Linked DNA regions of Homo sapiens: all the other regions are linked to region 5. A link is a loop called in an ENCODE intact Hi-C map of the cell type or tissue named here. Cell type or tissue: GM12878. All regions are shown on one strand. Region 1 holds the start of LOC105378052 (a long non-coding RNA gene). Region 2 has its middle 33 kb from the start of IYD. Region 3 has its middle 11 kb from the start of ULBP3. Region 4 overlaps PLEKHG1 (pleckstrin homology and RhoGEF domain containing G1). Region 5 overlaps PLEKHG1 (pleckstrin homology and RhoGEF domain containing G1). Region 6 holds the start of PLEKHG1 (pleckstrin homology and RhoGEF domain containing G1).

Region 1 (5,000 bases), 880 kb after region 5:
ATGCGCATTCATCAAATCTTGAAGGAGTTTCAAATCTTTAGAGTGACTCTGAACTCTCGTTTTGGTTGACACAATAATCCATAAAAACAAATAAAGCACCCATTCTGATCTGGAAGGGGTAACGAGGTGAAAATATTGATAAGCCAAAGTGACAGCCTCTTTTGTAGACATGATCCTGCCTAAATTTCTCATGCCTCACAAAAGAGGGCCCTGAATTCCCTGCTTCTCCAGAGCTCCACGCAGTCCTTGAAGCACTCTCTGGCTGTCTCTGCAAGTGGCTGAACAGCTCCTCTTGCTCTCTGTGGGTCTGTGGAGGCTCCAGGTCCCCTAGGCCCAGGTGCTGTCATGCTCACCAGGTCCCACCAAGAGTGCACCCCACCGTGGATGGTGGAGGAGACCAGGTATAGCTGCTCCTGCCCCTACCCCTCTCCTGACCAGCCAATCTTAATAGGAGGAAGGAGCAGGGATGAGTGGAGCCATGGAGGTTGGTGCTGGAAAGAACAGAAATGAAGACCTTTATCCCATCCCCCAAATGATGGGGATCCCTTTCTGAGTTCTAGCAGCCCTTTGGTAGTCTGATGATTAGATTCCTCCCATGCGTCTTAAACCCTATCGTATGGCAGGCACTGTGCTAGGTGCTGGGTTTACACGTGGGTGATGGATGTGTCCAGTCCTCCTGGAACTTAGAAACCAGATATGTCCAGTCCTTCAGGCACTTAGAATCCAGGTACAGAAACAAACATCTACGTGGCTGCTGCTGCTGATGTGTTGTCCTCGAGATGGTTGGGGCTATGAAAGGGCAGAAGAGGGGGTGACTCATTCTGCTTGGGAAGTTGCATGGAGGTTTCTTGGGAGGTGGCATTTCAGACTGCTCTTGTAGAAACTGGAAGAATACAGTGTGGCCAGGTGGGAGGAGAAGACAGGGCACCCAGCAGAGGGACAAGCATGAGGAGGAGGCCTGGGGTGCAAATATCATAGAACTTTGGGGAGCTATGAGAAGTCTGCAGTAATGAACCCTTAGTTACTGGGGTAGACTCTTTCCACAGGGAGGAGGGAATATCTGGAAGGAAGGTAGGGAAGGAGGGGTGGGCAGGAACCTGTCCTGGGGTCCCTGTCTCCCTTCACAGGAAATCAAGTCACCATTCATACATATACATATAGCATACACTCCCACACACACACAGACACACACATAGAGATATGCACATGTGGTCTCACACACACAGAGAGACATGCATGCATAGTCTCACACAAACACACACAGTCGCATGCACAGTCTCACACACACACTACACAGGCACACACACATATGCACACACACAGGCACACAGACACACACATACAAACATACAAACGTTCATGCACAAATACAGACACACACACACACGCACGTGCACACACAGACATACATAAACACACGGGAGAAAGTGGGTGTCATCTCGAGAGTTCTTGTGTCTGTCCCATCCCACCCACTCACCTGTCACCTCTGGGGCTGTCTCCCAGCTCATGAAGGATTTCTGAAGCCATCAAGCAGTATGTCACTGTGTGATCTGAAACACTCAGACACCTCCTCACTCTGACCTTCCTTCCTGGTATCCTTGGCTCTGGGATGAAGCAGCGTCCTGTGGGTTTTCGCGGTAGTAAAAGAGAAACCTCTCCCCTGGGGCAGAACTGCTGGGCCACCAGAGAGCACCCCTCTGCTCTTTGCCCTCAGGGCATCTTGATCTGCAGGGTGAGAGGAACTGCCCCAATCCCCTGAAATAAACTCTTTATTGATCTCTCATCCACCATGATGTCACAATTGTCTCATCCACCATGATGTCACAATTGTCTCATCCGCCATGATGTCACAAACTCACTGTGAGCAAACCCTCTGGGCTTATTGAAATATTTGAAAGATTAGTGGTGCCATCTGCTGGACACCGCAGGAAGTACTGATCCAAAGTATTTTATAGTTTCAACATCAGACTATGCACCATTGCTTTAGATGACATTGTAGTTTTACAATCTGTGATTTCAACAGTTGCTGTGATAAAAAACCAAGAATCCCTGCAAAAATAGGTATGAAATAGGAAATCAGGGTGGCTGTGTCCAATCTGCTTCCAAAGTTTGAGAAGTTGTTCAGTGCCCAGTAGGTACACATGTCCATTAGTAAACATTTGTGCTTATTTAAGAAAGAAATAAACATACTACTTTTTCAATTTATGTGAAATATTTTCTTAAATGGCAATAAAATTGCTAGGTCATAAATATTTATTGTTTGCTCCTGACTACTTAACGAATACATTCTTGGGTACTCTTTTTTTATAGGGTTGTCTTGAAAATGTTACAAAGGCACCTTCTGGATTTTCCCTGGACCACTCCAGTACATTTCATGGGCTCTGCCTCCTGCAGGAAGGCATGAAGCCAGGACACACATGTTACTTTTTTGGGAGTCCTTCCTGTTTAGCCTGTTGAGGACCTGGAGACTCCCTTCCCACTCTTCCTCTCCATTACCTTGCTCCCCACCACCTGAATCATCTGTCACTTTCCTACACCTGATGCAATGCACCTGCTCATTACGTTCACCTGCTGTCCCCACTGGAGCACGGATTTTGTCTGTTTTCCTCAGAGAAGTATCCACAGCACAGCTCACTGTTGGTTCTGAGGCTGTACTTACCCTGTGAGTGAATAAATGAGAGGCAGTGAGTGGGGCAGCGGCCTCTTTCCTGTCCATTTGTTCACTACACTTTAGATGGTAACTTAGGATGTGGTGTAGACCAGTGTTTCCTGGGCACAATAAATCAGAATATATTGTGAAGACAAGAAGTAGAAAGAAATGTTAGGTGGAAGAATATGAATTTTCAAGTAGGAGTTGGGCAGAGTGAGAAACCAATCAGGAAAGGGGTAAGTTTGGTTTGCTTGTAGATAACATGTGGAGAAATGCAGCCATCTGCAATGGAGACTGGGCGCTGTTAGATTCGTTTGCGCCAAGACCACCTCCACTACCTGCCCTTGTCCTACTCTCTCCCGAGGCTGAATGCAGCTCCTGTGCCTTCAGTGCCAAGGAAGCCATAGTTTCAGGTCAGAGGAAGGGCTGGGGCGGACCCTGGAAAAGGAGAGGGTGGGTACAGAAGGGGACAGCTGGGAGCAATGAGTTCCTGAGGATAAACAAAAAAGGTCACTTGAAAATGGAACAAAAAAGGAATAAAGAACAAGGTGGAAATCATCTGAAATTCCATTATGCACAGTTTAATGTTAGGGTTTTAGTAGAATCATCTTCAATTTTTATAAAATTATGATCATACACCTTATAATTATTTTAAATGACTAGAGTTTATTTTTCTAGGGCAGGGTTAGAGTTTATAGTGCAGAGTTCTCTCTTGCCTGTGTCAGTTAAACCCACTTTTTTTTGCCTCGTGTCAATTTGTTTATTCATTTTTATTTTTAAATTTTACTTTAAGTTATTGGATACATGTGCAGAATGCGCAGGTTTGTTACATAGGTATACATCTGCCATGGTGGTTTACTGCACCTATCAATCCATCACCTAGGTTTTAAGCCCCACATGCATTAGGTATTTGTCCTAATGCTCTCTCTCCCCTTGCCCCCAACCCCCTGACAGGCCCCGGTGTGTGATGTTCTCCTCCCTGTGTCCATGTGTTCTCATTGGTCAACTCCCGCTTATGAGTGAGAACATTCGGTTTTCTGTTCCTGTGTTAGTTTGCTGAGAATGATGGTTTCCAGCTTCATTCATGTCCCTGCAAAGGACATGAACTCATTCTTTTTTTTTTTTTTTTTTTTTTTTTTGAGATGGAGTCTCACCACTCTGTCACCCAGGCTGGAATGCAGTGGCGCAATCTCGGCTCACTGCAAGTTCTGCCTCCTAGGTTCACGCCATTCTCCTGCCTCAGCCTCCCGAGTAACTGGGACTATAGGTGCCTGCCACCAAACCCGTCTATTTTTTGTATTTTTAGTAGAGACGGGGTTTTGCCGTGTTATCCAGGATTGTCTTGATCTCCTGACCTCGTGATCTGCCCGCCTTGGCCTCCCAAAGTGCTGGTAGTACAGGCGTGAGCCACCGCGCCCGGCCTGAATTCATTCTTTTTTATGGCTGCATACTATTGCCTGGTATATATGTGCCACGTTTTCTTTATCTGGTCTATTATTGATAGCCATTCAGGTTGGTTCCAAGTCTTTGCTATTGTAAATAGTGCTGCAATAAACATACCTGTGTATGTGTTTTTATAGTAGAATGATTTATGATCCTTTGGGTATACACCCAGTAATGGGATTGCTGTGTCAAACGGTATTACTCGTTCTAGATTCTTGACGAATCACCACACTGTCTTCCACAATGGTTGAACTAATTTACACTCCCACCAACAGTGTAGAAGAGCTCTTATTTCTCCACATCCTCGCCATCATATTTATTCATTTTTATTTTCAACTTTTATTATAAAGAGTACACGTGCAGGTTTGTTACATGGGTCAATTGTGGGAGGCTGCGGCTTGGGGTCCCAATAATCCCAGACAGTAAGCATCATACCCAGTGGGTGGTTCTTCAGCCCACGTGCCCCTCCCCACTCCCCTGTCTAGTGATCTCCAGTGTCTGTGGTTCCCATCTTTACATTCATGTGTATTTAATGTTTAGCTCCCACTTATAAACGGGAACCTGCGGTGTGCAGTTGCCTGTTCTTGTGTTAGGTCACCTAGGATAATGGCCTCCAATTCCAACCATGTTGCTGAAAAGAACTTGACTTTGTTGTGTTTCATGGCTGCATGGATTTCCATGGTCCATATGTACCAGGTTTTCTTCATTCAGTCCACTGCTCCTGGGCACTTAGATTGATTCTGTGTCCTTGCTAGTGAGAATAGCACTGCAATGAACATACGGGCCTATTGGACTGAATAAATTATTCTCCTTTAAGTATATCCCCAGCAGTGGAATTGCTGGGTCAAATGGTAGTTCTATTTTTGGTTCTTTGAGAAATCTCCAAACTGCTTTCCATAGTGGCTGA
Region 2 (5,000 bases), 480 kb after region 5:
ACCCTGGGTTCTCTAGGAAGAGTGGAGAGCAGGAACCCTCTCAGTGGGATCCTCTGCACCCACATCCACCCCTTTCCTCACCTTCCTCTTCCTTCCTCAGCCCCCAGGGAACTCTTTCAAGTTTAATGGAAGGAGACCTTCTAAACATTTTTCCTGAATTGGGAGTCCCTTGCATTCCCCTAACACATTTTATTTTATTTTATTTTATTTTATTTTTATTTTTATTTTTGAGACAGGGTCTCGCTCTCTCACCCAGGCTGGAGTGCAGTGGTGTGATCTCGGCTCACTGCAACCTCCAGCTCCTGGGCTCAAGTGATCCTCCCACCTGAGCCTCCGTAGTAGCCGGAACTACAAGCATGAGCCACAATGCCTGGCTTATTTTTGTATTTTTTGGCGGACAGGGTTTCACCATTTTGGCCAGGCTGGTCTCAAACTCCTGGACTCAAAGGCATCTGCCCACCTCGGCCTCCCAAAGTGCTGGGATTACAGGCGTGAGCCACTACACTAGGCACCCACTAACACTTTTTTTTATGAAAACCAAAGCCAGAGGAGCCTTGCAGTTCTTTTCTGCCTTGTCACATTCCTCTAAGCAGGAGATCTACTTACTTTCTGAGAGGAGCAGGGGAACAGAGCATGTTACCGATTCACTCCCGACACGGCCCTCAGAGCCCTGCATCTTCCAGGTCCTACCAGCTCACAGCCTGCGCCGCAGCCACACTGCTCTTTCACAGGCCCTTGTACTCACCGGGCTCCTCGTGCCACAGGGCCTTTCCTCATGCTGTTCCCACTACCTGCAGGACTCTTCTCCTCTTGTCTAGGAATTAACCCCTTTCAACCCAAGTGTCACTTTCTCAGGAGCCTTTCTGTGCCTATTTGTTCCTTTTAAAAATATTATACGGCACAGCTACCTCTCCTAGTAGCCATGGTCCCAGCTGACACTATTCATGTTCTTGCCTCCATCTAGGCTGAAGCTCCATAAACACAGACTCTCTGGCTTTGGTATCATTCTTGCCTAGGTGAGTACCTGCACTCAAATGAATGCTGAGCTGAATGAATGAATAGATTTAGGCACTCGATAAATAAATGCTGAATGAATGAATGAATGAATGAGTGAACGAATGTGCTCCACTGCCTCCTTTTTCCTTACCTCTCTGTTCTTCTCTCTGTGAGCCCATCTGATTTAGATTTTATATCTATTATCTATGAATGAAATATATGTTTTCTCCTGGGCATTAAAATAATCTTCCACATTACATCTCTTTAAACCTGCCATCTTAGCCACTCAGGGAAGTAGCTATTCAGGGACTTCTTGCTAAATTTTTGACTTGTTATTTGGTTCATTTGTGGTTATTGTAATTAGTCCCTTTCAAATCATTTTCATCTTTTCTTTTTACTAAACCTTTGTTTTAAATATGAACCAGGCATTTCCGCCAGATATTTTGAATACTTTTTGACCTCACATTAGCCTGCAGTCTTATGGTCATGGGAATGAGAGATCTGAATTGCACGCAGTTTGCAGCTAAAGGAAACCACCTTTTGAGTTGAGTCTGGCAGATCTCGCAGTTAAACACAATGAACAGCCTGCTTTGTTTAATGACTGGCAGGCTTGTGAGTCACACTAGAGTAATTAACTGGCTCACTCACCCAGCTGATGAGCACCTTGTCAATGTGGTATCCACTTGCCAGAAATTTCTTTAGTTCTCCAACCAGACGATCCATAAATGTCAACACTCTTCAGAAACCAAAATTATATCACTGAACTGGGGTTGAGGAGACCTTTGGCGAACTTCTAGAAGTCCTGTTAGGCAGGATGTTTAGAGATGGTGGCTCCACAATTTCTATAGGAGAGAGTTAGGAGCAGCAATTGGTTGGAAGACAGGACTTAAAGTTGCTTTGGAGTGGAAAATGTCAAAATGTAATCTCATATAATGGGAAAACCAATTGATGAAGATCATGGCTGAAGACTGAAGGTTCCCATTCCCGATCTCTTGACACCAACAAGTATTTGAGTTCTTGTTATCACTATTTACACCTAATAACAAACTGCTAATTTTTCCTATTTTATTTTTCCTTCTGGAATAATAGTAACTTTTAATAATGGTGTTGCTACTTTAAGCCTTTGGAATTAATCTGCTTAACTCACTTTGCACCATGCCTAGTAGGAAAAAAAGGCTACTTAATAAATACGTCTTGATCATAAAACTATACAGCACTTGATAGATGGGATAGCCATATATAATGCCTTCATATATTTGGAACAAAATATCTTACTTTTGTGCTATTTAAGATTTAGTGCTTTCAAAAATAGTTGGTTTTGCTTTTGTTGTTGTTGTTGTTTTACTGTTTGTATTTTATTAATTTTTCTCTTTCTTCCCCTCTCCTCTCCTCACCTTTCTTCTCTCTCTTCCTCTCTTTCTTTCTCTCTCTGTCTCTCTGGTTGTCTTGGTCTAACAAAACATGGCTGGAAAAAACACTTAAAAGATCCTTTCCTCTTTAGAAATCAACTCATGAAAACCACCTAAGCGAAAAGGTAATATTTTTCAGTTTCAAAAAACAGCCAGACAAAATGTACTGAGAAGTTTCCAGGGCTCCAAAGTACAAAAGATGTCCCATTCAACAGTTAGGCTGTCATTCTCTGAGACGTTTGGTAACATTTCAAGATACATTTAGATCTGCAAATTCATTTTCCAAGAGGATTCACCCAAGAACTGACCTTGCAACTCAGATAAATGGCCACAAGGTGGGGTGAGAGGTACAAACAGGACCAATTGAAGCTGCTGCAAAGTTTCCATGAAATGTTGAATTAATACATTTTATTTTTCCATGACACAATTACCTATTAGACAATAGATCCTACATGGTCCTATTAGATTCTATCTAAACAACCACACTGTATTCTGAAGATTTGCATAAAGGAAGATTAACATGAACCGTAGAAGTATGGCTATTTGTGCACCTACCTTCCCTGACAGATAGGAAACCCCTGAGGCAGGACTATCTCTTCTCATCCTTGTGTTCCTATGGATTGATGGCAGTATAGGAATGGAACCTACCTGCCCTAAAAGGTGTTTGGCAAATGCTCGTGGAATTGAGGTCTTGGTCACCAAGAGGAACCACAGTGTAGCCATCAAATCCTGACATGATCACACCTTTCCCCTCTAATTTCTCTCCTGGGTTTTTCTCTTTGGGGCTGTGTCTTTCCCGACCGACTAGTCAGGTGCTCCCCCAGGCCTTGGCTGTGGGATCCCTGGCTACCGTGAAGAGTGAAAACAATATGAACGTGGCAGTCAGAAGACCTGGAGTAGAGGCCTGCCTGGCAGGACTTTGGTTAAGTGGGTGCAGCTCAAGGACAGAGACTGTGCTGTGCCCCTTTGGCTTTCAATGTGAAAATCCCCCTACAACCAGACACACAGAAAAAAAATCACCATAATAAATACAAGAAGGCCATAGACTGAGACTGGCTGCGTTACTATGACTGGTAAAGTGAGGGCATTGATTAAGACAGAATAGAATCCTGTCCGTTGGATCAGAGATGTGTGGGAAGACCCTGATGAAGCTGGGGACACTGAGACCCTAAATTCTGATGAGTCTTTTCTGCCAGTGAAAGAGACCTCGCAACCATCAGCAAAAGTGGCCTTTGCAAGCCCCAGCAGAAGCGCTGTCCCCAACCCGGGAGATGTGGCCTTCCTACCCAGCAGTGATACCAGCCTTTCTACATCCCTACGAGGGGTTTCACCTTGCATGGCCAGAGGAAATGTGAATGGCCTCCCCTGAGGCAGTTGCCATGCAAGGCAATGCTGATTCTCCTCAGAACCCGCCCCCCTCACCCCTGTTTGCTTCTAGACCTATGACCAGACTCAAGTTCCAGCAGGTTCCTAAAGGTGAGGGTCGACGTGTGGCTTGTGAGGAGCGCACTACACTGCAAAAAACTACTTTATGTTTCCAATTTATACAGACAGAAACCCAGGGAGAGTGTGCAGGGAGGGATATCAAGGGTATGGGATAATGGTAGAAGGAACATCAAGTTGGATCCGGCCAACTGTATTGGTGTGGGCCCACCAAACAGAGATTCTGCGTGCAGTGTTGCACACAGGGAGAGGGAAAGGGCTCTAACAGTTTGCTGGGTTGATTGACTGAAATGTGGGTCAAAAAATGGCCCGCCATGAGCAAACTGAAAATGTCCCATCTCCCTTGATTTAAGGTAGGGGATGGGATTCCAGGGTTTAGGAAGATTGGAATGTCAGAGTGGATTTGCCATTAAAGACCTGCTCACCTCCACTGGGAGGAGCCAGAAGACATACCTGTGGCAAATGCTTTAAAAAATAAACCGGTGATGACAGTCCTTGGAGTGTCCCTGAAGAGTGCTGGGACTGGTCTTCTCTGTAGATCAGAACTTACAGTGGGACCCCAGTCACACAATTTGAAGATCTCAAGGCAATGAGAGTAATTGGATCTCAGGATGGCAGAAGCCAAATGGCAACACTCAATCACCAAAGGCAAGGTGGGCGTGGCCACCGCAACAGGCAGTGCAGGCAAAGCCAGTAATCAGAGTAGCCTGACTCATGCACCCTATCAATTCGCACACACTATCAACTCGCACGCATTATCAACTCGTGCACACTATCAACTCGCGCACAATATCAAATTGTGCACACTATCAACTTGCACACTATCAACTCAATCAACTCGCGCACTAGCAACTCATGCACACACTATCAACTTGCACACTGTTAACTCGTGCACACACTATCAACCTGCAACTATCAACTCGTGCACACTATCAACTTGCACACAATACCAACTCGTGCACACTATCAACTTGCATACTATCAACTCAATCAACTCGTGCACTAGCAACTCATGCACACACTATCAACTCACATGCTATCAACTGACACACTATCAACTCACACACTGTCAACTCGTGCACACACTATCACGTGCACACTATCAACTCGTGCACACTATCAACTCACCCACTATCACCTGGCACAAACTAT
Region 3 (5,000 bases), 740 kb after region 5:
ATCACTAAAAAGTTTATTGTCAACTTCTTGTGAAAAGCAACCACACTTCTTTTTGATAGCTCTTAGTAACCAAAACTTTTTTTTTTTTTTTGAGACGGAGTCTCGCTCCATCGCCCAGGCTGGAGTGCAGTGGCGCGATCTCCACTCACCGCAAGCTCCGCCTCCCGGGTTCACGCCATTCTCCTGCCTCAGCCTCCCGAGTAACTGGGAATATGGGTGCCCGCCACCACTCCCAGCTAATTTTTTGTGTTTTTTTTTTTTTTTATATAGACGGGGTTTCACCGTGTTAGCCAGGATGGTCTCAATCTCCTGACCTCGTGATCCACCCGCCTCAGCCTCCCAAAGTGCTGGGATTACAGGCGTGAGAGCCACCGCGCCCAGCCAGTAACCAAAACATTTTAAAAATTGTATTTAAGCACTTCCTTTTGTAGGGTAGCTAATGCACTGTGCAGGTATCTGCTCAGATTTTGGAATTTTCATATGTTCTCTCTGTGGGATGGATGGATCCCTCATCCATCCACTGAGTTAGAACTGGTAAGAGTTTCCAGCCTTCTGATTTTCTGAACACGCAGTGCCGAGGTTAAGATGGAGGGCAGGAGTTAGTGGGAACCCTTTTGTTATCTATGAGGCTTCATTTGCCTAACTTTCATCATTTCTGAACCTCCATAAGGGCAGTTTATTGTATTATAAAAGGTTATTTGCATAAAAATCTTCATTTGTTTTCTTGAAATTATGTTAACAGAAAAAACAGCACACGACAGTATAAACACCTCTCACACAAACAGCTATCAAGAGATAATTTAAATGTTTTCTAGGGAGGCCGAGGTGAACAAATCGCTTGAGGCCAGAAGTTCAAGACCAGCCTGGCCAACATGGTGAAATGCTATCTCTACTAAAAATACAAAAATTAGCTGGGTGTGGTGGTACATGCCTGTAATTTCAGCTACTGCCGCGAGGGGGTGGGGGTTGGGGGTTGGGGGCTGAGGCAAGAGGATTGCATGAGCCCAGGAGGCAGAGTTTGCAGTGAGCTGAGATTGCCTGGGTGACAGAGAGAGACCCTGTCTAAAAAAAAAAAAAAAAAAAAATTTAAATTTAACATTTATGAGGGCCTTTTTTCTATGAAGTTGCCTGTATTTCCATTTTTTTTTTCAAAAAGTATATCTGTATTGGAGTTAAAAATGGTTTGATGGAATAATATTTCAACTAACTGAAATTATATTTTAATTATTATCCATCTCCAATATTTATTATAGTCCTAGTGTACAGTTTGTTGAGCCCATATTTTCCCTGAGGACTGAAGTCACTGTGAGTAAACTGCCACAAGGTTATTTTATTTCTGGAGGTTGTCTCCCCTAAGTACTGTGAAAACCTATCCTCTTGACGGGGTGCCAACATGGACATTTTCTCATTCACCGAGTAGGAGAAGTCTGCAGGCACTTTTCATTATTTAAGAATTCATGGCCCGGCGCGGTGGCTCATGCCTGTAATTTGGAAGGCCGAGGCAGGCGGATCACGAGGTCGGGAGATCGAGACCATCCTGGCTAACACGGTGAAACCCCACCTCTACTAAAAATACAAAAAAATTAGCCGGTGCGGTGGCGGACACCTGTAGTCCCAGCTACTCGGGAGGCTGAGGCAGGAGAATGGTGTGAACCCGGGAGGCGGAGCTTGCAGTGAGCCGGGATCCCGCCACTGCACTCCAGCCTGGGTGACAGAGCGAGACTCCGTCTCAGAAAAAAAAAAAAAAAAGAATTCACAGCAAAAGATAAAAGCTTTTATTTTTGTTATTTATTTTTGTTTTATGAACGTGGCCCTTTCAGCTTTATAAGAACAATCCATATCGGTGTGCGAAAACCACACACAACCACTCTCCCGAGGAACACACATCCAGGTAGCCGAAGCCTGAATGAAACAGTATGTTTGCCCTTGGTTTTCATGGAAGCCTCAGGTCCTCCTACCGCCTCCCCAAGGCCTGTGCTCATAGCTTTTCTAGACCCTAGGAGACTGGACCCGGGCAGCCCGCTCACCTCTGCCTCGCTCTTTAACTGCAGCGCCCTCTGGTGTACGTCTTGATTTTAGCAGCCGAAGTCACTGGCCCTGTGTCATGCTGCTGGTGCGTCCTGGTGGTAGTTTTATCTTCTGTTTCTCTCAGGTAGCATCTAGAGATAAGTTAGAACGACAAGAGTTTGTAAGAAAAAAATAACAATAAAAACTCTGGAAGCCAGATTCTCCAATGCCCACCATAAAATGCCAAGGAAATAACCTCACTCTCCCCTAAGGACCTGGAGACATTGGCTTAGGAACTCACCTCATTTAGGGCAACTGCCTCATCTGAAAGACAAGAAATGAACACCCGGAGGAGTTAAGTGGCTTGTCAGGCTGATACAGTGAGTTGGGTTGACCACCTAGGCCTTCTGCTATCTATGATGGAAAGAGCTACAATTCACTGAGTATTTATTACCACGAGCCAAGCACCATGCTAAGTCTATTACAGGCATTGGCTTATTTGAGGCCCACAGCAATATATTGAGGTGGGTACTATCATGATGCCTATTTTACACACAGAGAAGCATAAGCTTTGCAATCAAGACTGAGGAAACGTGCATGCTCCATGTCACACAAACACAGGTTTTGAAGCAGGCAGTCTGACTGCAGGGCCGGTGCTTGAAACCACTACTGATCTTACTGTCTTTGTGGCAATTGTATACTTAGATATGGATATGCACATATGTAGATACATGGATACAGGTGTATGGATGTACATGAATTTACACGTGTATGATATATCAGTAAGCAAGATATGGTATCATTTTGCATATTTTGAAACTTAAACCAAATGGTATTATAATTGTATGTACTTGGAGGGCAGATGGGGGAAGGATAAATCCATTCACCTGCTTTCTGCTGTGCCTTCCTATACTACAGAAACAGGAAAGCTAAAAACTACATTTCCCAGACTCCTTTACAACCAGAGTCAGGATGTGGTGCAGATTCAGTCACTCTAATGTGGGGGAATTGCAGCAGGGACCAGGCATCTGCTGCTCTTGCTGCCAAGCCCAGCAGGGGAGATATTCAGGTTTCTGGGCAGCATTAGCTGAGGTCTTGGGCTCTGGTCGCTGGCTCTGAGGTGCTGAGAGCAGGGCACGTGGCATCCACTTTGAAGCTGAAAATCTTCGCAGGCACAGTGGGGTCTGGAGCAGGCAACAGCGGATGTGGCTTCTGAGGGTGGTAGGTTTCTGATTATGGATGGATTCCTTCCTTGTCTTGGTGGCTTCCTAACTGTGGCAGTAGTGATGTGGTAAAGAGTCAGCAGCCTTTTGATCCTAGTGGCTCACATGGGCTTTGGATGGCTTCATGGGGCTATGCAAACAGATGTTGGAGTCCAGAGTCTGCCAAGAGTGGGACTGGACCCTCGGAGTAAAGGTGGACTGAAGATCAACCAGTCTTCAAACAGAAGGCAGTCCAGGTTCAAGGCTTCTGAATGTCCCAAAATATCTCAATTCCTGCAGCAAAATTCAAGCAATTTTATAGCTACAAAGTGCCTGATATAAGCAAATGAAATTCATTTCTGGAGGAAGGTAATATCATCCTATTTTTTTTTTTTTTGAGATGGGGTCTCATTCTGTCACCCAGGCTAGAGTGCAGTGGCACGATCACAGCACACAGCAGCCTCCACCTCCCAGGCCCAGGTGATCCTCCCACCTCAGTCTCCCGAGTAGCTGAAACTACAGGTGCATGACACCATGCCCAGCTAATTTTTGTATTTTTACTAGAGACAAGGTTTTACCATGTTGCCCAGACTGGTCTCAAACATCTGGCTTCAAGCCATCTGCCCCACCTCAGCCTCACAAAGTGCTGGGATTATAGGAATGAGTCACTATGGCCAGCCCATCCTACACTTTATATTCTGTCAACAGCAATTTTTAAAACATCGTATCCAGAACATAGACAAAGATAACCAACCACATAGGGAGATAAGATAGCAAAAATGAGAACCAGCTGAAATGTGCAACAGAGACAGAAGATACATGGAACCTCTAGATCAGTCCTCTGATAGAAATATAATGCAAGCCACAAGTGTGAGCCACACAGGGAATTTTAAATATTCTAGTGAACAATATTTTTATTGTTCACTAGAATATTCAATATTTTTATTGAAAAAATAAAAAGAAACAGATGAAATACATTTTTACAATATTTTTAACTCAATATGTTTTAACTCCATTTTTTAAACCAAAACTATTATTTCAACATGTCATCAATAGATAAATGAATAATTAGACATTTGACTTTTTTTTTTTTTTGAGACAGAGTCTCACTGTGTCGCCCAGGCTGGAGTGCAGTGGCGCGATCTTGGCTCACTGCAAGCTCCGCCTCCCGGGTTCACGCCATTCTCCTGCCTCAGCCTCCTGAGTAGCTGGGACTACAGGCACCCACCACCACACCCGGCTAATTTTTTGTATTTTTAGTAGAGACGGGGTTTCACCGTGTTAGCCAGGATGTTCTCCATCTCCTGACCTCGTGGTCCGCCCGCCTCGGCCTCCCAAATGCTGGGATTACAGGCGTGAGCCACTGCACCTGGCCGACATTTGACATTTTTATACTAAACCTTTGAAATTTGGTGTGCACCGTATACTACAGTACATCTCAATTCAAAGTAGTCACATTTCAACCTTTCAATAGCCTCATGTAGCTAGTAACTGCTGGGTTAGACCTCGCAACTTTAGATTTAAGAATTATCTGGCCAGGTGTGGTGGCTCACGCCTATAATCCCAGCACTTTGGGAGACCAAGGCGGGAGAATCACCTGAGGCCAGGAGTTCAAGACCAGTCAGGCCAACATCATGAAACCCTGTCTCTACTAAAAATACAAAAATTAGCTGGTGTGGTTGGGCACGTCTATAGACCCAGCTACTCAGGAGGCTAAAGCACGAGAATCAATTGAACCCAGGAAATAGAGGTTGCAGTGAGCCGAGATGGCACCACTGCACTTCAGCCCGG
Region 4 (5,000 bases), 130 kb after region 5:
ATGGTTGGGCTTGGTGGCTTATGGCTGTAATCCCAAAGAGAGAAGGCCTCTTTGGGAGGCCAACGCAGGTGGATCACCTGAGGTCAGGAGTTCAAGACTAGCCTGGCCAATATGGTGAAGCCCTGTTTCTACTAAAAAATACAAAAATTAGCCAAGCATGGTGGAGCATGCCTGTAATCTCAGCTACTCAGGAGGCTGAGGTATGAGAATCACTTGAACCCGGGAGGCGGAGGTTGCGGTGAGCCAAGATCACGCCACTACACTCCAGCCTGGGTGACAGAGTGAGACTCCTTCTCAAAAAATAAAATAAAAAAAAAAACAAAGGAAGAAAATGTAAGATTAAGAGTCTGGGACATGTGATTCCAGGCCTGCTTTGCCACTTTATTGACTGTGCTGCCTGAAGCTCAGTAATCAACTTCCCTGAGCTCTGTTTTCTCATCTGAGAAGCAAAGGAGCAAAATCAGATGATTAATTTTTTAAATACTGTGATTCGCACTTCTTACGGAATGCCTAGGTTTTACAAATAATCACTCATCCTTTGGCAGTTAAGAACATAGAACAGCCTTGTCTCGTTTGGATACCTGGTTAAATGACAAATTTACTATTTTGCAGTGAATACTTATCAGGCTATTTTCAAAAGAGTTTCTTGGCTGGACTCTTCTTGAATATAGCCAGCCTGAAAAGTATGGCTGGAAACCACTGTCCAAACAAAACAGATGATAACATTTGTTTTTTATACCTCTTAAAAGTAGATTAGCTATAGATCAGAGCATGCCGCTGCCTAAAAAAATGTCTGGTATATATTTGCTTTCAATACATATTTGTTGAAATGCAAGAACACTCGTGTTTACTCCCTAGGAGACTCTCAGGGCGTGGGGTCAGATGAGAGCATGGAGGGGCAGCAGGCCAGCTCTGAGAGCCCCTGGGAGTCTATGACTTCTATGCTCAGACTTGCTTCCTCAGCTGGCACTGTGTTCCTCCCATGGGTCCATCGTCGGCAAGACCAAAGAGCTCCCTTCTAGTAAGTACCATTAAGGAGTCCAAGGTCCAGACAGAAGAGAACGAGGTCAGGTATTTCCAAAGTATTTCATTCTAATGAAAATTTATTTCAGAAAAAGGCCATAATAACCCTTTGAACTAAGTTAACAAGAAAGCTATATTTTTGTCACTAGTTCTATTGTTGCCTCAAAACGATAGTAACAAAACAGAAAATAAAAAGAATTACTGAGAAAACCCAGAAATTAAGTACTCTCCACATCTCCCATTCCAGACATAATAAAGTGATGCAATTTAGACTAAAATTTGCCAAAAGCCAGTATACCTTTTTCATCCTACTAGGCAAACACAAATACCACAGAACAAGAATTCCATCTTAAAGTAAAAGCTCTGGAAAAAAAGAAGGTAGTAATAATCTTTTACTATGTGACTACTGAAGGTATTACGTGACTACTGAAGTCTTTGATTAGGAAAGGAAAATAGACCTCCCACAAGTAAAATTAGTCACAATTTATGATAACCTGAGGAAAAAAACAGATTCTGGATTTGTCAATTCCATTTGAAGGTGGAGAAAAGCTTATAAGCTCATGATCACCCTCTGAACCCTTTACAAAGGGCCACACAATCACATCAAGGTGTCAAACATACCCTGAATTGCAATTCCATCTTGGCTCGGTCGGATAAGAAGTTTTGACTCAGCCCTTTGAGGAGAGCTTCGATTCCTCCATCCTCTGACCAAAGCCCCCACCATAGCTGCTGGCAGCATGCTCCCCAGGTCGCCGTGGTCCTGCCTTGGTGGGTGGGGGGCCCGGTCAGGCTGTCACCGCAGGAGAATCATGTCCTCCTTGCAGGTGCTACACCCAAGGCTGACAGGTCCGGGCAGTTCCTCCCGCCCTCATCTCCCGCCCACATTCTCATCCTTCTTGCGTTATCAGACCTCCCTCGGGAGGCCCAGGGAAAGAAAGCTTGGGAGGTGAGACAAGAGAAAAACAGACAACAGGAAACATAAAAATGAAGAATAGGAATAAAGTCAATCAACAGAAGAGAAAGGCCAATATCATAAAAGCACAGTCTCCTTTATATGAGTGATCATTCTCGATGCTTCATTTTTTACTTAAAGTCTAATTTTTCAACAAGCAAAAATGACCACGTGTGGGAGGGCTGAGGCGGGGCATGTACCTGCATACCTATTTCTCTTTTCTCAGACTATTTTCCTTGCTAAATTGGAAGAGCTTTCAGGCATTGTTTTTCCAAAGAGAACCATCTTCTACATAAACAGAATTTGTTTACAATATAAGAAAAGTATTTCTAATGTTTGGAGTGTTCACAGAATTATACTGGCATTTGAGAATGACGAAAGTTGGTTAAGAGATTTAATAAAAATCCGAATCAAGTAAACTCTCAAAGACTTTTAAAAGATGAATCGAATCCAATGACCTAATTAGCTCTCCTGTGGAGCCCAGGTAGAGGTGCCTCATCCTGACCAGCTGGTGCCTGAGCTGAGCTCATACACAACACTGCTCCCGTGTGCCCCCTACTGGTCAGGTGCCAGGTGCACACTGGGCAGTGACCAATGACTGCATTGAAACAGGGGGAGGAGCAAGTAGCTCTAGAAAGTTCTAGAATCCCTTGGCCATCTCTGTATGCTATAGTCATTCAGCCTAGGTGGTAGAAGTTGAGATTGAATTGGCTGTAGGCAGCCTGAGAGGTTTTGGTATCATTTACTGTTGTTATGACTTTTACGGGTTACACAGATGGAATGATCCATGCCTGATTTCACTCTTTTTTCCCCCCTTCCCTAGTTACATCTTATTTAATTTAATAAGATCAAGATAGTTTCTGCAGGAGGTAGGCAAATTCCCCGTATCACCTAAAACTGATCACATTTAAATAAAACTACAATTTACCAAAGAAAGAGTATTCTGAGGATACACACCTTACATATTCATTTTGTTGACATTTACCTTATTATTTTGACCTTTCCAAAATTCAGAAAACCTTTAGTATCACTGTGGTCAGAGAGAAAGTCGAAATGCAGGATGGGATTTTAAAATGGTAGAAGAGTAGGAAGCTATTGGCTCTATTCTCTCCACACCCCAATCTCAGGGCGGGATTCCTGCAGCACCATCTCAGAGGGGCAGCCCTTGATGAGAGACACATGTCCTGGGCCTCCTTGTTGGGTGCCTCTCCTTCCTCACTGGAGTGGGATTCCTCTTTTCCACGGGAAGCTCCTTCTGCCACAGAGGGCTGAGCTGGGCTCAGATGGGTTCAGCGGATTGCTGCTCAGGGGCAAAGCCACCTACTCTCTAGGGAAAAGGGCAAAGAGGCCTTCAAAATCTCTGTTCCTGTCACACCCAGAGTCAATAAAACAGGCTGAAGCTGTCTTCTGCTGGGGCCACGCCCTGTGGGAGTGGGGTGGCATCAGGGAAGAGAGCAGGGGAGCCCAGTGCTCAAGTGTGGGGTTTGGTCCTGTCTTGGAAGAGGGGGTTAAGGAGAGATCTTGAAGAACGGCCCAGTGTCACTCATTGGAGACAGGATCAGGAGGTGGGAACACAGCTGTGCATTCACCTGGAACCATCTCTTTGGAACTTCGTGTTCCACTGCAGGAAACTGCAAGGGCTGAGAATTAGGAGTGGTAGGGAGTTGAAGAGAGCCTCTATCAAGAGAAGCAGAAGCAACTTTGACCCCATCCTTAGGGTGAAGTGGCAGAGAAAACGCAGCGATGCTGAAAGCACACACGTGCTTCCTTAACCGGACCTGCTGCGGGTGAACCACGCCTTTCCCGGAGATGCAAAGGGAAGCAGCTCAACAGCAAGCCCATGAAGTCATTTCCCCCCATCCCAAACCTGTCTTATTGTAAGATACACCCCAACCCCCCGCCATGAAAAGGGACACACTGAGAAAAGAAACACATCTAAAGGACTCGGTATGAAGGCTATTAAAAATCTACTAACACCCTCCTAGTGGTGCTCTTCTTGGAGGCCTCGATCATTACTGCTGCCACAGATCCAAAAATCCTCATCCCCCATGGGCCAATCAGAAGTCCAAGGGGAGACACAGGGTTGGCCAGAACCATTTCGGAAGCACAGCAAACTGCCCAAATTCAGACACTGAAACCCCTGCACAGCTGCTGCCATCAGCCACCAGACAGCATATGGAGGTATGTGAGAAAGTAGGCAGATGGAGCCAGTTGAAATTTCAAATACTAGTCCCCAAGCCGCACCTGGATTTCCCACGTAGGAGAACCTCCTTTGTGCATTCGTCATTCCCGAAACAGCCAATCACAGTACTTCTCGCACTTTGTTGCGATGATTTACTTGCTACAGTTTGTCTCACGCAACTATCTATCCCCAAGCCTCAGGGGGCACTTAATGGGATGGAGATTCCCAGGACTTGCTCTGAAATGGCTGTTCTATGAGGTCTAAGATAGTGCCAGGGAGCCTGCATTTTCTAACGCTTTCCACATTTGCTTACATTGTCAGCCTGGATCTAAGGATAATATGAAGATGCCAATTTACTAGCCTGAGGGCTTCTTGAAGTCATGGACCACAGCCTTCTTTGTGCCCAGCATAGCGTATGTACCCAGCACATAGACTGTTGGGTGAAGACAGTCCCAGAGGCCAGGGACATCTACCTGCGGTCTCCGCCCGAGGAGGCTGCCTGATACTTTTATCCTTCCATGAAACCCACTACTTGCCACTGCCCTTGCCACCACCCTGGCTGCAGGTGCCAAACCATAGGATCGCTCCATCTTACCTCCATCCCAGGCCCCTTCAATATTCCCATATTTCACTCGCCTGTGATGCTTTGGCCCAGAACACGATTTGTCCAGGCAGCAGTTTCCTGCCTCTTCCGCCCCACCAAGAATGGCTCCATCTTTCCTTCAGACGTCCTATGCCCTGGATACTAGCGCAGAGGGGTCCGTGTGTCAACTCAGGGTTCAAGTTGAACAGCATCATTGAACACTCTGTCATCCTTAGTTTGCCAGTTATAGCAGGTGGATG
Region 5 (5,000 bases):
GTTTAAAAACTCGCTATTTATGTTAAGCATTTACACACAGTGCAGGGAATTCAAGCAGATGAGCGCCCTCAAGTGGGTAATAGCTGCTACACCATCAAGGCACCGGAGCTAAGACTGCACCCCCAATCCTGTGAAAGAGGAGGGAGGGAGGCTGGTTCCGAAGCCTGGCTGATCATCAGCACTCATTGGCCAGCTTATTAAAAATGCAGATTCTCGGCTGGGCGCGGTAGCTCACGCCTGTAATCCCAGCACTTTGGGAGGCTGAGGCGGGCAGATCACAATCACAAGGTCAGGAGTTCAAGACCAGCCTGGCCAATATGGTGAAACCCCGTCTCTACTAAAAATACAAAGATTAGCCAGGCATGGTGGCGGGTGCCTGTAATCCCAGCTAACAGGGAGGCTGAGGCAGGAGAATCGCTTGAACCCAGGAAGCGGAGGTTGCAGTGAGCCGAGATTGAGCCACTGCACTCTAGCCTGGGCGACAGAGCAAGACTCCGTCTCAAAAAAAAAAAAAAAAAAAAATGCAGATTCTTGCCACCCAACCCTGATCTACTGACTCAAAAGCTCAAGGCACGGAGCCTGGTATCTTTATCACCAGCCCTCACCATGACACTATGGCCTTGTAACTATTTTGAGTTAATTGCAAAATGGCTGCTGGAAGTTTCCTCTCATTGTTGTCTTTCCTCCTGCAGAATGCTGTGATTATCATGAGCTAAGTCTCTCTGTTTCCCCAACTCCCTGCACCTCCCATCTCTTCTGTGTGCCCCAGAATCTCCCAGAGTGAGACGGCCCTGAAGGACAATGTCTGTGATCCCAGCTCAGGCACTTCACTAGGTGGGTGCTCTCCGAGCTCAACTGGACAGTGGGATCAGGGAGCCTCTCTTTCAGAATGGTCATTAGGATTCAATGATCAGCTCAACTGGTGAGTTCCACCCACTCTCCTAGGGCAGGGGTCCCCAACCCCCGAGCCACAGACTAGTACTAGTTCGTAGCCTGTTAGGAACTGGGCCGCACAGCAGGAGGTGAGTGGTGGGCAAGCGAGAGAAGCTTCGTCTGGATTTACAGTGGCTCCTCATGGCTCGCATTACAGCCTGAGCTCTGCCTCCTATCAGATCAGTGGCAGCATTAGATACTCATAGGAGTGTGAACCCTACTGTGAATTATGCATGCGAGGGATCTAGGTTGCAGCACTCCTTGTGAGAATCTAATGCCTGATGATCTGAAGTGGAGCTGAGGCAGTGATGCTAGCACTGAGGAGCAGATTAACGTTAGCAGAGAGGTTTGACTGCACAGAGACCATAATAAATCAATTGCTTGCAGATTCATATCAAAACCCTGTCAGTGAGTGTCAAGGAGCAATTAAGCTGCATCTGGTGGCAGGCTTTATCGTGGCAAGTGAGTTGATGTACTTCAATTGTACAGCTGCATCTGGTGGCCTTAAAAGTATGTTTGAGGCCGGGCGTGGTATCTCACGCCTATGATCTCAGCACTTTGAGAGGCTGAGGCGGGCAGATCACGAGGTCAGGAGTTCAAGACCAGCCTGACCAACACGGTGAAACCGTCTCTACTAAAAATACAAAAATTAGCTGTGCGTGGTGGTGTGTGCCTGACATCCCAGCTACTCAGGAGGCTGAGGCAGGAGAATTGCTTGAACCTGGGAAGGCAGAGGTTGCAGCACCACTGCACTCCAGCCTAGGCAACAGAATGAGACTCCATCTCAAAAAAAAAAAAAAAAAAAAAAAAAAAAAAAGTATGTTTGAGACAACTTCAAACCTCCTTACATTCTGGATTAAAGTCCAGGCGAATATCCTGAGATTGCCACAAAAGCACAAAAGCCTGCTTCCATTTCCAACATCCTATCTTTGTGAAGCAGGGTTTTCTGCAGTGACAGTGACCAAAATAAGATGAGAGCAGACTGGACATAAGCAACACACTTGGGGTGTCGCTGTCTCCCATCACCCCCAGATGGGACTGTCTAGTTGCTCAGGGCTAGAACAAGCTCAGGGCTCCCACTGATTCCACATTATGGTGAGCTGTAGAACGATTTCATTATATATTACCATGTAGTAATAGAAATAAAGTGCACAATAAACGTAATGTGCTTTCATCATCCCAAAAGCCTCCCCCTGCCTCCATCCGTGGAAAAATTATCTTCCACAAAACCAATCCCTGGTGCCCAAAAGGTTGAAGACCACTGTCCTAGGGGATTGTAGCCTTTCTTGCCTCTTTAAAGTTATTTTCATTTTTTAAGGGTAGTATAATTTAACCTACAAAACACTATGCTAAAAATAACTTTTAAAATAATTTTACTCTATTTTGCTACCATCTGTGATATCCCAGTACAAATATTTCGGCTAAGTGGCGATCACGTTTAGTGAAAAAGTGTGGGGCTTGGGGGAGCCTCAACACAGTCACCTTAGAGAAAACAAATGCTTCAATTTTTGTAACCTGATAGCTATCTCTCTCATACATTCAGAGTTTGAGATTATGAGTTGAAATTACTTGCAAACACAAATGTTAGCTCAGTCTCTCTCTGGGAAGTGCAATTACAGAAACATACTAATATATAAAATGCAAAATACCTTCACCTTTATTTTCAATTAATTTGGAGAAGAGTTAAATTTATTTACCACATATACTAATGGGCAATATGGCTATTTCCAAGAAGTTCCCTGGTATCTGTAAAGCTGACTTCAAGAATTTTTTTTTGTCTGGACATTTAATTTTTAAAGTACTGTTTCCAGGATTTCCACTAGGTGTCAGCCAAGGACCATCATTGAATTAAAAGAACGGAAGGCAGCTGGGAGGCTGTAACTAATGAGTTTCCCACAGCTGTGTTGACATTATTAGACTGGTGATACATTTCTTGATGTTTAAAATTTCCCACTATGCATTCATTTCACAGAAATAATAGAAATACATTTTGAAAACTTTAGGAAAATAAGAAATAATCTCGAGGAAAGATGTGGAAAGTTCACTTTAATGATAATCCTGCTTAAATAGAAAATTATGATTACATTATAGTGAATAAAGTATATTAGACAAGCGTGTTTGAGGCTGGGTGTGGTGGCTTGTGCCTGTAATCCTAGCACTTTGGGAGAGGCTGAGGCAGGTGGATCACTTGAGGCCGGGAGTTCGAGACCAGCCTGGCCAACATGGTGAAACCTCATCTCTACTAAAAATACAAAAATTAGCCAGGTGTGGTGGTGTGCGCCTGTAGTCCCAGCTACTCGGGTGGCTGAGGCACAAGAATACTTGAACCCAGAAGGTGGAGGTGGCAGTGTGCTTTTTCTTGTATGGAGATTGCACCACTGCACTCCAGCCTGGGTGACAGAGTGAGACGCTGTTTCAAAACAAAACAAAACAAAAAAAGGTGTTTTTATTGCCAGTGGGAATAATGTGGTTAGGATGCTCTTTGGAGCCAGATAGACCAATCCAGGCTTGGTCATGTACTAGTTATATAAACTTGGGCAGTTTATTTAATGTCTCTCAGCCTCTGTTTTTATTTTTTCTAGAATGGGAAGAATAAGAACTACCTCATAACATATTTTGGTGAGGGTGAAATAAGAATATAAAGTACTCAGCACAGTGTGTATGCTCAATAAGTTGTAACTGAAAAGATGTTTTTAGATAGAAAGGATCGACAACTTGGGGAGAAAGTACGATGTTATATTGACTATATTAACCATTTGAATACTTAAAGGGAACTTCCTGAGGCACACACGCCTAGCGTGGGAGAAAGACAGGTATGTAAGGGGGTCTCATTTTGTAACTGCCTTTCAGAATCTTGTTAGCAATTTTGATTTTCCCAGCAGACAGGTAAACAATGGGTGGGGCCCATCAAAGATACTCTGCCATTGCTCAGAAGGGCATTCTAAGGCACCAGGCCAGCAACAAAATGACTAATCATAAAGAAAATGCAGTCCCCTCTCTGCATGAGCTCCCTTTCATCTCATAACACCCTGACGAAATGAAAACTCATGCTTAGGTCCAAGTCCACACCTATGCACATTCATTTCCTGAGGACCAAATCATTGCTGGCAGTCCTGAGAACAAGCTTCAAATGCTTGTCAAAATATACAGAGAACAAAACAGACTGTCCCCTTTCTCAGAAATCTCAGCCCTTATTTTCCACCCAGTTCAATTTTCATGATCATCATCCCATTGTCTGCTCCACCTCACTCCTCCCAGCCCCAACTTGGACTGTTTCACCATCCATGTGAATAATCCACCCACCACCCTAGTTCCTTGACCACTTTCTAATGACCTTTTCCTCCACTCCAGAGCAGCAGCACAGAATCAGAGCCACCTCCAGAACCTGATCACACTCAAAACCGTCCCACCTCTAAGGCAGGACTCCAAAAGTCCCTTCTTCAATTACAGATTAGGGTATTTCCTTCTCTCTCACATTAAGTCCTGCTGAACCGGGCTTTATGACAATACTGCAGTCCCTCACCCCACGCCTCTGTCGCCAGCTGGTTTTCCTCTTCACTCAGCCTAATGTCATGCCCAATTACTGCAACTGCGTGCTCACTGGCACCCTCCCCACCCCCGCCCTGGGAACCTTCCCCTACCAGCTCTGCCGGTTCCCAACCTGGAGGAACCCACACACACCACGGTTTTCACCAGTAGTTTCCAAGCTGCTGAGCAGATTTTGAAATGACGTCATCACACTGATTCATGGGGGCCAGCCTCAGTTGGGTCTTTGATGTCTTTCACAGGCTATTCTAGTCATCTCTAGTGACTGGTCCATTTTGTTTTTTTTTTTTTTTGAGACAGAGTCTCACTCTGTCGCCCAGGCCGTAGTGCAGTGGCGTGATCTCGGCTCAATGCAAGCTCCGCCTCCCGGGTTCACGCCATTCTCCTGCCTCAGCCTCCCGCGTAGCTGGGACTACAGGCACCCGCCACCACGCCTAGCTAATTTTTTGTATTTTTAGTAGAGATGGGGTTTCACCGTGTTAGCCAGGATGGTCTTGATCTCCTGACCTCGTGATCTGCCC
Region 6 (5,000 bases), 210 kb after region 5:
AAAGACCGAGTGAAAGCCCTGACTCTCCTCCCATCAGGTTATTACAAGTGGGTGTAGATGGAATTTTTAAAAAACTTAGCCTACCATTAACACTCTTCAAATTGCCTTCCCTCTAGGACCACGAAGGGAGGGGAAAAGAAGAGGAGAGTTATGGATTTGCGGATCCACGAATCCAGCAGGATTTAGCTTTCCATCAAACGGTAATTCAATATTTACCAAAGGATGTTTAGATGTGGAAATTTTTACTTTGGCTTGTATCTCATCAGAAAAAGTGTTTTTGGTTTTGTTTTTTGTTTTTTTTAACCTTAGGTTTACATATTGAAAAGATACTCAGCCTCAAACATGAAGACTATTCTAGATACACAGTCAACTCCTAATCACTGGACTGGAAATCACCCAGGCATACCTGAAGCTGTTTTGCAGCATTAGATACGCTATGGCCCAGGTATTCCACAGCAAACCTGGGCCCCATCGCTAGGTGATTAGCCATATACTTCTGTCTTCTCAGCTAAAGCATTTATTGCTTTTCATCAGCATAGACAATATAAAGCTGAAGATGTAGTCATCTCTTAATCACTTGAAAGCTGACTCTTCTGTCAGTAAATTCTACTTGGCACAGACTGCCCGTGACTCTGAATGACCGAATGGATTGGGATCAGCTTTTAATTTTATCAAGCAAGATTGATGCAAGCCTGTGATGAAACATTAATATCTGAGATGCCTTGCCACACACAAGCATGAGGTTGCTTACAGACCCTTTGTCTAAAAAATGTTTTCCTTCCCATCCCTGCCTGAATACACCAACATTTCGCATTAGAAACCATATTTTTCCTAAGTCAAAAGAGACAAGGGATTATAATTTTTTCTTTTCTTTTTTTTTATTTTTTTTTTTTTTGAGACGGAGTCTCGCTGTCGCCCAGGTTGGAGTGCAGTGGCGCGATCTCGGCTCACTGCAGGCTCCGCCCCCCGGGGTTCACGCCATTCTCCTGCCTCAGCCTTTTGAGTAGCTGGGACTACAGGTGCCCGCCACCTCGCCCGGCTAATTTTTTGTATTTTTAGTAGAGACGGGGTTTCACCGTGTTAGCCAGGATGGTCTCGATCTATAATTTTTTCTTAAAGACTGAACCATTACATTTAATTAAAAATATGTCTCCATGCAACCAACATTTCTTAGGCAGTGCAGTTCAAGAGGGGCAGGGGAGAGAGAAGAGAACCTTGGTTAAATCACAGTTCTGACAGTCCAGAGCTATGTATAAACTTCTGCAAAATCATACACTCCTGGGACTTGGTTTATCAACAACAATCATCTTCAAAGCACACCATATGTGCCAAACACTGATACGAATCATTTCATTTAATCCTTGGCATAACTTGAGACAAGGGCGGAGAAGAAAGGAGGAAAGGTGTGAAAATGAGGAAAGGTGAGAAAACCGAGAGACACCAACTATGATTTTTACTTTTCCTGGTTATGAAATAATCCATATCTAAGTAATTTCCTTAAAGAAGTGAAGGTCTCAAAGCTACAGAGACGTAGATGTGAGCATCACACAAGTAGGCTAATTCTAGATCACTGGATCTTAACCAGACTTCCTAAATCTTTAAGATGTAGGGCTGGACTAGGTCATCCAAGAGCCCTTCTGGGTTTAATATTCCAGGGACCTAATCATGCTGCAGGAGGATTAAAAGATGACAACTGCTTGAAAGACCAACCACCAGCAATGAAAGGAGTGGAGAGGAAAAGAAATCTGCAAAAAAGTGAACGGCCGCCATTAAGATAATAGCTTCAGGAATTGCTTTTGGTTGACGAAGGGCTCAAGAGATTTAGTGCTACTCAAGCATTTCCCATATTTATGGGACAGACTATGAACCATTCGATCTTAATTAAATCACTGAAAAATCATATCCGCAAAGGGGGAACACAACATAGGACTGGTTATTCTTGGTTTTGAAAAATTATGTTGCCACTTCCTATTGTTTTAAAAATGATCATTTAACTTCTTTGAACTACAGCCTGAATCCCCCACTGAAATATTTAAGCCTGTATTCGGTGACAGTCACCTATATTAAAGGCATTGAAGGAAGCTGGTGCCCCTAATTCAGGGTGCCCATTTAGAGTAGGGGAAGCAGGAAAATGCCACCAAGGACGAGCAGAATCGGGGCAGTTATCTGGCATCTGATTGCCAGGTAACTGTTTCTCACTTTGCTTTGCCCTTTAGCAGAGGACTTGGGGGGCTGCTACACAAGGATGGGGAAGGTCGTGCAGCCATTGCTGTTGACTGTGGACTGCTACTGATGACCTATTTGAGGATGAAGCCAGGGAGGTGGGAGCACTCTGAAGAAAAAAGTTTCTTTAGTCAGGTGGTTTGGTGGCTTAGAATTGGGACCTCAAATGAGACAAAAAGTCAAGTCAGGAATTGGGAAGCCAGACTCAAAATGCTGAGAGAGTCAAACATCAACCCGTTACTTTTCTCTCTGTCTTAAATATTGTAGACCAAATTACAGGGGGTAGGGGTTTGGGAGGGGGATGAGGAATGAGCAGGAGGCCGTAGAAGCTATCTGGTTCGTGTGCACTGCTTTATAAGGGAGGCAGCCAAGACGACCAGAGGCAAGTATCTTGCCCAGGGTCCCACAGGGCAAAATTAAAGTTCGAAAATTTTCTGATCTCCTGAAATGATGGGCTTGGAAATGTTTTTAACAGCAATTTAATCAAAATCCAAAATCTCTACATTTTTTAGAAGTATGCTGTCTACAGAATCTGAGAATCCAGAAGATGCCGGTTTTAACACCTGGTTGTTATTGTACCGCATTACAGGACCTACCCAAGCCCGGAATTCTGTTAGATGACAAACTGGACCCTAGAGTTAACATTCTAGTCTTTCCCCCGGTCTAAATACAAAACACAATATAGTTCTGTATCCAATCTGTTCAAAACTCCTAAACCAACTCTCAGTCTGAGATGGTCCTCGCGGGGTGATACCTGCCCCAAACACCCACACTCGGTGATTTCGAAAATACGTGCAGTAGCCTCGGCCACCTGCGGGTGGTACAAAGGGCGCCTTGAGGACCAGAGCTGGATGAAACGCCGGCTTACAAACCCCGCTCCGCCAGCACATTCAAGTCAAGGATCCAGCTCATTGTTTCCGAGGAGCGGAATGAATTGACCAGCCGAGCGCCGTTCTCCCAGTTAGAGCGTTCCCAAGCTTCCGGCTTCGGAACGGGGCTCACCGCGAGGACACAAAAGGGGCGAGCTCGGGCATCACTGCGGTTCCCCGCCGCCCGCCGAGGCCAGAACGCTCGCAGAGTCGCGGCCGCCCAGGTGTTACCGTTTACCCCGTGACGGAAGAGCCACAGGCTCTTGACTCCCCACCCCCTGAAAAGCGCATCTGCAGAACGGGGGCGCCCCCAAGCCCTGAGCGCCGCAGCAGCTCGGCCGCCGCCCCCACCGCGCGTCCCCGGGTCCTCGGGCTCCCGGCTTCGCTGCTGGGGAGCTGACCCAGCTGACTGGCTGTGGGGTCCCGTTCTGGGGCTGTCCTGCTGAGTCGGGGGTGGGGAAGCGGTGGCTACAACTCCCGGGTGCTCGCAGAAACTCCTCTGCGCGCTGATGTTGCAGCCGCTGGGGCGAGGGGCGGGAGCACCGGGAACTTGGGGGCGCGGAACCCCAAGCGGGGCGGCGGCGGGCAGCATCCCCGACCCGACTCCGACCCCCGAGACGCGGCGCCCCCCAGCGCCCTCCGTCCCCACCGCGCGGTGCCCCCGGCGCCCTCTGTCCCCACCGCTCGGCGCCCCCCAAGGCCCTCCGTCCCCACTGCGGAGGGGCGCGCAGGGGGCCGGCGGGGCCCGGGTACCACGCTCCGCCCGGCCCCACCTGCGGATGTGGGGCTCCCGCCGGAGGTCCCCGGGTCCCCCCTCCCATCCCTGGAAAAGTCCCCAGGGCGTCCGGGCCCGACCGGCGCTTACCCGGGGAGGGACGGCTTCGCATGCCCGGGCGGCGCTCGCAGGTCGGGCGGGGAGGGTGCGGGCTGCGCTGCGCCGGCTCGGGCTGCCGGAGCGCCCTGCAGCCGCCGTCGGGCTCGGGCTCGGGCTCAGGCTCGGGCTCCGACTTCCTCTTCCTCGGGCTCGGCCCCACTGCTCGGCCGCGCCCCGGCCCGCCCCTCCCCGCGCCCAGACGCCAGCTTCGGCGGCCGGAGCAGTGGATCGCTCGTCCCGCCTCCCCTCTGCCCTGAGGGTGAAAAAGGTGGAGAGGAGGGGGGCGAAGAGAAAGAGAAATTAGGCACTTGGCCTTGTCTCTGGAGCCTTGCCAAAGAGAACAGTCAAATTACAGCTTCGGGGGGAATAAAGTTTTTTTTTTTTTTAATTCTGCTACTGTTTTCGCAGACACATCACTTTTTTTCATTTTCCTAGCTCTTCAGGTTTAGCTTTCCTTTGGACGTAATAATTTCCTATGTGAGTCCTTTAAAATAATACCCAAAATCATGGTTTTAGTGAACATTCTAGTTTTACATAGAAGCTTTGCCGGTAATCAAGTGAAAAGAGGGGGAAGCCCGGTGTTCTTCAGGCGTCATTACCCTAATCACCTCGGTTAAAGCACCAAACGACCTTTGCCTAGAGAAAGTAAAAGTGGAAACGGAGGTAAAGAATAACCGGTGACAGCCAGAGAGATGTTTAAAGGCACCGGCTCTGCAGTAAAGTTATGACTCCAATCAAAGGTGCCTGCAGCGACAGTTAAAGGCATGTGAAGTCATTTCTTAACACTAATCTCCCGCCAAAGTCGGACGTATCAGGGTCGCCTGTGGACCCCCTTAGGTTTGGTGGTGGATTTGATTGCACTCTTAGTTGTTAACAGACCTTCAGCCTTACCACTTGCTAGCTGTGTGGCCTTGAGAGAACGCTTTAACCTCTCTGTGTTCTGTCTGTTTCCTCATCTGTAAAATGGAGATGATGATGATGATGATGATGATAGTGCCTACCTCATAGAGTTGCTGTATGTGATTTAAATAAGA

Evidence for each region. Peaks named below come from ENCODE experiments on the same cell type or tissue, not always from the same donor. Only the 100,000 strongest peaks of a DNase experiment are listed, where the experiment ranks them.
Region 1: a loop joins it to region 5, with 3 times the contacts of the local background. A loop is called at or near these places in 21 of 110 quality-filtered maps.
Region 2: it touches region 5 in a loop (7-fold over the local background); 11 of 110 quality-filtered maps call a loop at or near these places.
Region 3: it touches region 5 in a loop (7-fold over the local background); 57 of 110 quality-filtered maps call a loop at or near these places.
Region 4: a loop joins it to region 5, with 6 times the contacts of the local background. A loop is called at or near these places in 24 of 110 quality-filtered maps.
Region 6: a loop joins it to region 5, with 2.3 times the contacts of the local background. A loop is called at or near these places in 46 of 110 quality-filtered maps.

What each region holds. Positions count from the first base shown.
Region 1 is chr6:149,931,257-149,936,256 of GRCh38, reverse strand. LOC105378052 (a long non-coding RNA gene) reads right to left here and starts at 1,744. Exons shown (of 2, transcript NR_134598.1): 1 at 1,478-1,744; 2 at 1-789. In GM12878, a CTCF peak has its summit at 1,921 (motif pointing left); a DNase peak (open chromatin) is centred at 1,876; H3K27me3 peaks cover 237 bases.
Region 2 is chr6:150,333,058-150,338,057 of GRCh38, reverse strand. No RefSeq gene overlaps it. Among named protein-coding and RNA genes, the nearest start is that of IYD, 33 kb to the left of the region's middle. RefSeq lists a silencer at 2,591-2,885. In GM12878, a CTCF peak has its summit at 2,733 (motif pointing right); a DNase peak (open chromatin) is centred at 1,507.
Region 3 is chr6:150,077,888-150,082,887 of GRCh38, reverse strand. No RefSeq gene overlaps it. Among named protein-coding and RNA genes, the nearest start is that of ULBP3, 11 kb to the right of the region's middle. In GM12878, a CTCF peak has its summit at 2,056 (motif pointing left); a DNase peak (open chromatin) is centred at 2,027.
Region 4 is chr6:150,683,635-150,688,634 of GRCh38, reverse strand. The region is part of intron 2 of PLEKHG1 (pleckstrin homology and RhoGEF domain containing G1); the gene reads right to left. Among named protein-coding and RNA genes, the nearest start is that of PLEKHG1, 86 kb to the right of the region's middle. In GM12878, a CTCF peak has its summit at 2,543 (motif pointing left); a DNase peak (open chromatin) is centred at 2,574.
Region 5 is chr6:150,813,077-150,818,076 of GRCh38, reverse strand. The region is part of intron 11 of PLEKHG1 (pleckstrin homology and RhoGEF domain containing G1); the gene reads right to left. Among named protein-coding and RNA genes, the nearest start is that of MTHFD1L, 50 kb to the left of the region's middle. RefSeq lists enhancers at 4,228-4,377, 4,618-4,717. In GM12878, CTCF peaks have their summits at 72 (motif pointing left) and 2,755 (motif pointing right); DNase peaks (open chromatin) are centred at 56, 2,776, 3,956 and 4,496; H3K27ac peaks cover 1,954 bases.
Region 6 is chr6:150,598,975-150,603,974 of GRCh38, reverse strand. It overlaps PLEKHG1 (pleckstrin homology and RhoGEF domain containing G1), which reads right to left and starts at 4,090. Exons shown (of 17, transcript NM_001029884.3): 1 at 3,958-4,090. RefSeq lists silencers at 3,413-3,582, 3,793-4,272, 4,068-4,362, 4,543-4,602. In GM12878, a CTCF peak has its summit at 3,037; a DNase peak (open chromatin) is centred at 4,617; H3K4me3 peaks cover 1,975 bases.